Regions from separate parts of the Homo sapiens genome. Here all the other regions are linked to region 3. Evidence: chromatin loops called from intact Hi-C (ENCODE). Cell type or tissue: GM12878. All regions are shown on one strand. Region 1 overlaps CDK19 (cyclin dependent kinase 19). Region 2 overlaps SLC22A16 (solute carrier family 22 member 16). Region 3 has its middle 8.9 kb from the start of GTF3C6.

What was found. Peaks named below come from ENCODE experiments on the same cell type or tissue, not always from the same donor. Only the 100,000 strongest peaks of a DNase experiment are listed, where the experiment ranks them.
Region 1: a loop joins it to region 3, with 2.4 times the contacts of the local background. A loop is called at or near these places in 2 of 110 quality-filtered maps.
Region 2: it touches region 3 in a loop (5-fold over the local background); 2 of 110 quality-filtered maps call a loop at or near these places.

Annotation. Positions count from the first base shown.
Region 1 is chr6:110,617,893-110,620,392 of GRCh38, reverse strand. All of the region lies in intron 12 of CDK19 (cyclin dependent kinase 19), which reads left to right. Among named protein-coding and RNA genes, the nearest start is that of SLC22A16, 140 kb to the right of the region's middle. In GM12878, a CTCF peak has its summit at 1,336; a DNase peak (open chromatin) is centred at 1,352.
Region 2 is chr6:110,456,568-110,459,067 of GRCh38, reverse strand. SLC22A16 (solute carrier family 22 member 16) reads left to right here. Exons shown (of 8, transcript NM_033125.4): 2 at 2,051-2,500. Among named protein-coding and RNA genes, the nearest start is that of SLC22A16, 19 kb to the left of the region's middle. In GM12878, a CTCF peak has its summit at 1,296 (motif pointing left); a DNase peak (open chromatin) is centred at 1,309.
Region 3 is chr6:110,948,548-110,951,047 of GRCh38, reverse strand. No RefSeq gene overlaps it. Among named protein-coding and RNA genes, the nearest start is that of GTF3C6, 8.9 kb to the left of the region's middle. RefSeq lists a silencer at 828-1,122. In GM12878, a CTCF peak has its summit at 1,173 (motif pointing right); no DNase peak of the experiment used is centred here.

The DNA of each region.
Region 1 (2,500 bases), 330 kb after region 3:
TTTTTTTGTTTGTTTTAAGTTTAGAACCACAGTCCCTCCGGGAACTCTTGCAGATGAGTGCATAGGATAGAGATAATAGAAAACAAAACCTCTGGCAAGGGAACCATAAACTCACTGATAAGGAACTGCAATAAAGAGAAACTTTAACAAGAAAGACATAACAAATAGCTGCATAAACTGCCTTCACATTTTGAATAGCTCAACAAACTAATGTGTTTCCACACAACTACTCTGAAAAACTTCTCTTCAGAATATCCCTGCAAGCAGAAGAGTACATAATACTTCCACTTGGTTCCAATTAAACAAATTTAGGCTTCAGTTTGATCTACTAAAAACAGCTTGCTAGCTGGGTAGTAGCATGAGCATATTTGAATTTTGTTATAAAATCTGTTTCCCCTCCATTATATGAGCAACAAATGCTTACTATATACTGGTTCATCTTTGTGTGTCTGATTGAATTATATTAACCTGTGTTAAAAAATAATAATAATTTGCCTAAACACTTGTTAAAGTTGGTAAGGCAGACTTTATTCAAGGCGGGGCCATGTTAGTGCATAAAGGGACCACTGCAACAGGGGCTGGCAGTTGGGGAGGAAGACTGGACTCAATTCAGACTCCTACATGACAAGTGGAGAGGTATAGCCAAAGAGCAGGGTGGGGATCAGTGGATGGAAAGTTACCAAGAGGAAACATCCAGGATAAAAGGTCTCTGGCTAAACTGACTGCATAGTATTAGGCTGAAGGGAGGCCTGGGTAATAAGCTTTTAAAGGTGGGGGATTTTTGCCAAGCCAACTTAGCAAGATTCTTGCTCTAACAGGATTCTCCAAGGACAGAGGAAAGCCCAAGGTCAGGCCTAGTCAAGCAGAAGACTCACAGAGCTCCCTCCAACACGACCCTGTAAAACTTCCCTCCAGCCTCTTTGCAGACAACACCTCCTCTACTGTGCTGCCCCAGGCAACAACATGTTTTCATACCTTCTGTAATAAACCTGCCTTTCTTTACCCAAAACCATCTTGGTTAAAACCTTGACTGCCTGAGAGCAGCCTGACTGCAGTTTTTGTCAAAGGAAAGAGTCTTTGTCACCCAATTGTAGTCAATTATAGACAGATTACTGTATTTCTTTTTTTCCCCAAATTCAAACATTCTTTGAAATGCTTTTCTATGTCCATATTGTTCTGTTGACTTAAAAATAAACCTTTCATAGCTGAGTCCTGATGTCTGTGGAAAAAAATAATAAACCTTCCAACATATCTATTAAATGAATAGATACAGCTATTTAGTTGGAGAGACTGGCATGAGGGGCAGTCAGGTGTCCCATTACACCGAACTTGCAACTCATACACCATCTAGGGGCCAAGGGAAAAACTTTCCTTTCACTCTCTGAAAGTTCGCTGAAAAATCAACTCACAAAAGGCAGGTTAATTGGAGAAAATGTCATGGGTGTGACTAGCTAGGGCCAGTGTCTCAGGCAGTCAAGGTTTTTACTAAGAGTTCTGGGTAAAGAAAGGCAGATTTATTACAGAATGTATGAAAACATGTTGTTGCAACAGACAGCATAGCAGAGGGAGGGGCTGTCTGCAAAGAGCAGGGGCTGGAAGGAAGTTTTACAGGGTCTTGCGGGAGGGAGCTATGTGCCAAATGAGGTCATTGTGCCCACCAGTTGTTTGTGACTAGCAGTGTCTCAGAACAATTGTTCATTGTTTTTCCCCACCTGGAGCCCCTTCCTCCTTGTTGCTTACTTATCAGGACAGAAAGGCATACAACTTTGATACCAGTGGGCTGAGGGAGGTCCCCAGATGCTGGTGGGACCTCAACCCCACCCTGTGTCCAGGCTCCTAACACCATCGGGAGAAGGAATTAAAGGATGAGTCAAAAATAGCAAAAGTATGGAGATTTATTGCAGAGGGAAAAGTACACAACTCAAGAAAGGGGAGTGTGGGTATACGCAAGAGAGAATCTGGCTGGGGACAGTGGCTCATGCCTGTAATCCCAACACTTTGGGAGGCTGAGGCGGGTGGATCACCTGAGGTCAGGAGTTCAAGACCATCCTGGCCAACATGGCAAAACCTCGTCTCTACTAAAAATATAAAAATTAGCTGGTTGTGGTGGTGCAAGCCTGTAATCCCAACTACTTGGGAGGCTGAGGCAGGATAATTGCTTGAACCTGGGAGGCAGAGGTGCAGTGAGCCGAGATCGCGCCACTGCACTCCAGCCTGGGTGACAGAGTGAGACTCCATCTGAAAAAAAATAAATGAATAGAGAGTCATGCAGTCTGGTTTGGGTTTCTATCTTTATGGGTTTCTTTAACCAAAGGGTGGAATATTCATGAAAATTCCTGGAAAAAGGGGGAGATTTCTTGGAACTGTGGTGCCACCCATTTTTATGCCAAATATGGATGTTCTTGGAACTGTCATGGTGCTGGTGAGTGTGTGATTTAGAATGTTAATGAGCATATAATGATGTCCTAGGTTTTTAAGCAGAAATTCAAAGTGTGTTTCA
Region 2 (2,500 bases), 490 kb after region 3:
TGTATTGTATTTGTCAGGCTTCTCCAGAGAAAGAGAACAAATAGGATACACACACACACACACATACACACACACACATATATGAGACTTATTATAGGAGTTGGCTTACATGGTTATAAAGGCTGAGAAGTCTCATGACCTACTATCTGCAAGCTGGAGAACTAGGAAAGCTAGTGGTGTAATTCAGTCCCAGACTGAAGGCCTGGTGTAAGTCTTCATCTAATTCCAAAAACCCAAGAACCAGGAGCTCTGATATTTGAGAACCAGAGAATATGGATGTCCCAGCTCATGCAGAGAATAAATTTGCTCTTCCTTCACCTTTTTGTTTTATTCAAGCCCTCAAGTGATTGGATGATGCCCACCTCAACTGGTGAGGGTGATCTCTACTTAGTCTACTGATTCATACGCTAATCTCTTCCAGAGACACTCTCACAGACACACCCAGAAATAATGTTTTGCCAGCTATCTGGGCTTCCCTTAACCCAGTCAAGTTAACACATAAAATTAACCACACAGTATGAATTCATGTATATTTATTTTATGCTTTGGGATATACTATGCCATTTATTTTGTTGCTCAAATTGTTTCAGCTTCCAACTGGCTGTAGGGGCCAGCCTTACAGGGTCTGTGGGTTTTTCTCCCCATGTGTGGAGACGAGAGATCGTAGAAATAAAGACACAAGACAAAGAGACAAAAGAAAAGACAGCTGGGCCTGGGGGACCCCTACCACCATGACACAGAGACTGGTAGTGGTCCTGAATGTCAGGCTGCACTGTTATTTATTGGATACAAGACATGGGGGCAGGGTAAAGAGTGTGAGCCATCTCCAATGATAGGTAAGGTCACGTGGGTCACGTGTCCAGTGGACAGGGGGCCCTTCCCTGTTTGGCAACCGAGGCGGGGAGAGAGAGAGAGAGAGAGGAGACAGCTTATGCCATTATTTCTGCATATCAGAGACTTTTAATATTTTCACTAATTCTGCTACTGCTATCTAGAAGGCAGAGCCAGGTGTATAGGATGGAACATGAAAGCAGACCAGGAGCGTGACCACTGAAGCACAGCATCACAGGGAGATGGTTAGGCCTCCAGATAACTGCAGGCAGGCCTGACTGATGTCAGGCCCTCCACAAGAGGTGGTGGAGTAGAGTCTTCTCTAAACTCCCCTGGGGAAAGGGAGACTCCCTTTCCTGGTCTGCTAAGTAGCGGGTACTTTTCTTTGGCACTGACGCTACTGCTAGACCATGGTCCGCTTGGTAACGGGCATCTTTCCAGACACTGGCATTACCTCTAGATCAAGGAGCCCTCTGGTGGCCCTACCCGGGCATAACAGAAGGTTCACACTCTTGTCTTCTGGTCACTTCTCACCATGTCCCTTCAGCTCCTGTCTCTGTATGGCCTGGTTTTTCTTAGGTTATGGTTGTAGAGCTAGGATTATTATAGTATTGAAATAAAGAGTAATTACTACAAACTAATGATTGGTGATACTTATATATAATCATGTCTATGATCTATATATATCTAGCATAACTCTTGTTATTTTATATATTTTATTATATGGAACAGCTCGTGCTCGGTCTCTTGCCTCGGCACCTGGGTGGCTTGCCACCCACAGCTGGCCACTGGGAACTTTTTCAGGTTGCTACTTGGGCCCCTTTCATATGCCCTTATCCTTTTGTTTTTTGAGTATTTCCTTACTTTATGGTATTGTAAGATATTCCAGGCTTATTTTGTATTCTTCTTTTCCTGGCTTTAGAATCAGCCACTTTTTCTGGCTCCTCTCATTGGAGAATGGTATTTAGAAACTAAGATCTGGGCAATGGGTGTGCTTGCTGCTCTTGGGATGTCATTGCTTCTAGGCCTTCTCAGTAGATGGAGCTAAGTAATATATGTATATATACTAACCCACAGATATAAATATGTCTATAATTATTTCTATATTTATCCATTCGTGTATATGTTAAGATAAACATGATGGAGACCCTTCAAATTTGCTTATGTTCTTTTTCAGCCTATAGACCAGATATAATAATTAGCTTTTCTTCTCTTGCAGATTCCAGAGAGTCCTCTATTTCATATGTGCCTTCCAGAACATCTCTTGTGGTATTCACTACTTGGCTTCTGTGTTCATGGGAGTCACCCCTCATCATGTCTGCAGGCCCCCAGGCAATGTGAGTCAGGTTGTTTTCCATAATCACTCTAATTGGAGTTTGGAGGACACCGGGGCCCTGTTGTCTTCAGGCCAGAAAGATTATGTTACGGTGCAGTTGCAGAATGGTGAGATCTGGGAGCTCTCAAGGTGTAGCAGGAATAAGAGGGAGAACACATCGAGTTTGGGCTATGAATACACTGGCAGTAAGAAAGAGTTTCCTTGTGTGGATGGCTACATATATGACCAGAACACATGGAAAAGCACTGCGGTGACCCAGTGGAACCTGGTCTGTGACCGAAAATGGCTTGCAATGCTGATCCAGCCCCTATTTATGTTTGGAGTCCTACTGGG
Region 3 (2,500 bases):
AATTAAGCTTGACTCTGAGCCCCTGTCACATCAAGCTGGCAGGAAAATTTAATCTCAATTTCCTCTCCTTTACACTCCCAGATCAGGCATAGTATTTGAAGAGGCCTCTCCAGTCTTTAATCCATATTGGTTACTACTGAGATTCCCATGGTTCTTGAAGCCACACAGACCCTTCAATTTCAGGCACTATGTTTCAGTAAAGCATGGGAATCCCTGCTGTTTGGAAACCCTGAAGTTTAGAGCAGGCCTTTCTGAGGCTAGCCTCTTAGGTCTTGGCACTACTTCAGGACACTGCTGGGAGAGAAGAGACACACCAGTCCTTTCCCAGCCTAAGGAAATCTCCATCTCCTCCTGTAGTTTTTATTTTTTGTTTTAGATACAGGGTCTTGCTCTGTTGCCCAGGCTGTAGTGCAGTGGGGTGATCACAGCTCACTGGAACTCCTGGGCTCAAGCAATCCTTCTGTCTCAGGCTCCTTAGTAGCTGGGACTACAGGCATGCATCACCATGCCTGGCTAATTCTTCAGTTTTTTTTTTTTAATATTTATTTATTTATTTATTTATTTAGAGACAGAGTCTTGCTCTGTTACCCAGGCTGGAGTGCAATGGCACAATCTCAACTCACTGCAACCTCTGCCTCCTGGGTTCAAGTGATTCTCCTACCTCAGCCCCCCAAGTAGCTGGGATTACAGGCATCAGCCAATAGGCCTGGCTAATTTTTTGTATTTTTAGTGGAGATGGCGTTTCACCATGTTGTCCAGGCTGGTCTCGAACGCCTGACCTCAAGTGATCCACCTGCCTCAGCCTCCCAAAGTGCTGGTATTATAGGCATGAACCACCACACCCAGCCAGCTTTCCATTCTTTTAAACATCACAGATAAAGAAATACAAACTGCCTACCTGCCTGCTTGGAAGGGATAAAGGGGGAGAATGTAGGGTATTAGTGTCTCCATAAATTACCCTGCCATATCAGTAAAAGCCTTTGAATCGCTTCAACCAGGGAGTTGGAGGTGGCAGTGAGCTGAGATTGTACCACTGCACTCCAGCCTGGCGACAAAGTGAGATTCCGTCTCAAAAAAAAAAAAAAAGAATCATGAAAAATTTCAGAAATATGATTTCTGAAAAATCAAGTGTTGTGCTCTATATTTAAAAGCCTGCCACTAGGAGGAGACAAATGAATTAAAAATTGTTTAACCTGTTCTTTTAGAACACATTTTCTTTTTTTTATTTGTTTTTGAATTTTTTTTTTTTTAGAGACAGGAGGTCGCTTTGTCCCCCAGGCTAGAGTGCAGAAACGCTATCATAATTCACTGCAGCCTTGATATCCAGGGCTTAAGCGATCTTCCCACCTCAGCCTCCACAGTATCTGGGACTACAGGCTCATGCCACCATGCCCGGCTAATTTAAAAAATTTTTTTGTAGAGATGGAGTCTCACTATGCTGCCCAAGCTGGTCTTGAGCTCCTGAGATCCAGCAATCCTCCTGCCTCAGCCTCCCAAAGCACTGGGATTACAACTGTGTGCCACCTCACTTTGTCTTAAAAATCAACATTTTACACTTACGTAGTAGTTTATATTCCATTTAAGGACAATACGAGCTTTTAAAAATGTATCTTATTCTGTTTTAGATTGAAAACTAAATGTTAATCGACTGGTTCTCAAACTTCAGCTGTATCAGAATCAGCTGGAGGGCTAATTAAAATGCAGACTGCTCAAGCCCCACCCCCAGAGTTTCTGATTCAGCAGGTTTGATATAGGAGAGGACAGAAAATATGCCTTTTTTTTTTTTTTTTTTGAGACAGGGTCTCACTCTGTCACCCAGGCTGGAGTGCAGTGGTGCGATCTCTACTCACTGCAACCTCCATTCCCTGGGTTCAAGTGATCCTCCCACCTCAGCCTCCTGAGTAGCCATGCATCACCATGCCTGGCTATTTTTTTTGTATTTTTAGTAGAGACATGTTGCCCAGGCTTGTCTCCTGAGCCCAAGCAATCCGCCGGCGTCAACCTCCCAAAGTGCTGGGATTACAGGCGTGAGCCACTGCGCTCGGCCGAACATACGCCTTTCTAACAAGGTCTCAGGTGATTCTGATGCCCTGGTCTAAGGAACACGCTTTGAGAACCACTGTGCTAGATGACAGTAGACGTCAACACCACCTGCCAACAATCAGATTCAATTAAATATTGAGAACACACTAAGTAAAGTATTCCAGTTTGCTAGAAAGTAATGTAGTGTTAGAAATAAGACTGGAATTACCGTCTTTGAAGGCCTTGAATTCAAAAGAAAGCACTTGGCTGGCGTGGTGGTTCACGTCTGTAATCCCAGCACTTTGGGAGGTTGTGGCAGCGGATCACCTGAGGTCAGGAGTTCTAGACCAGCCTTGACCAACATGGTGAAACCCTGTCTCTACTAAAAATACAAAATTAGCTGGGCGGGGTGGTGCATACCTGTAATCCCAGCTATTTGGGAAGCTGAGGCAGGAGAATCGCTTGAATCTGGGAGGCG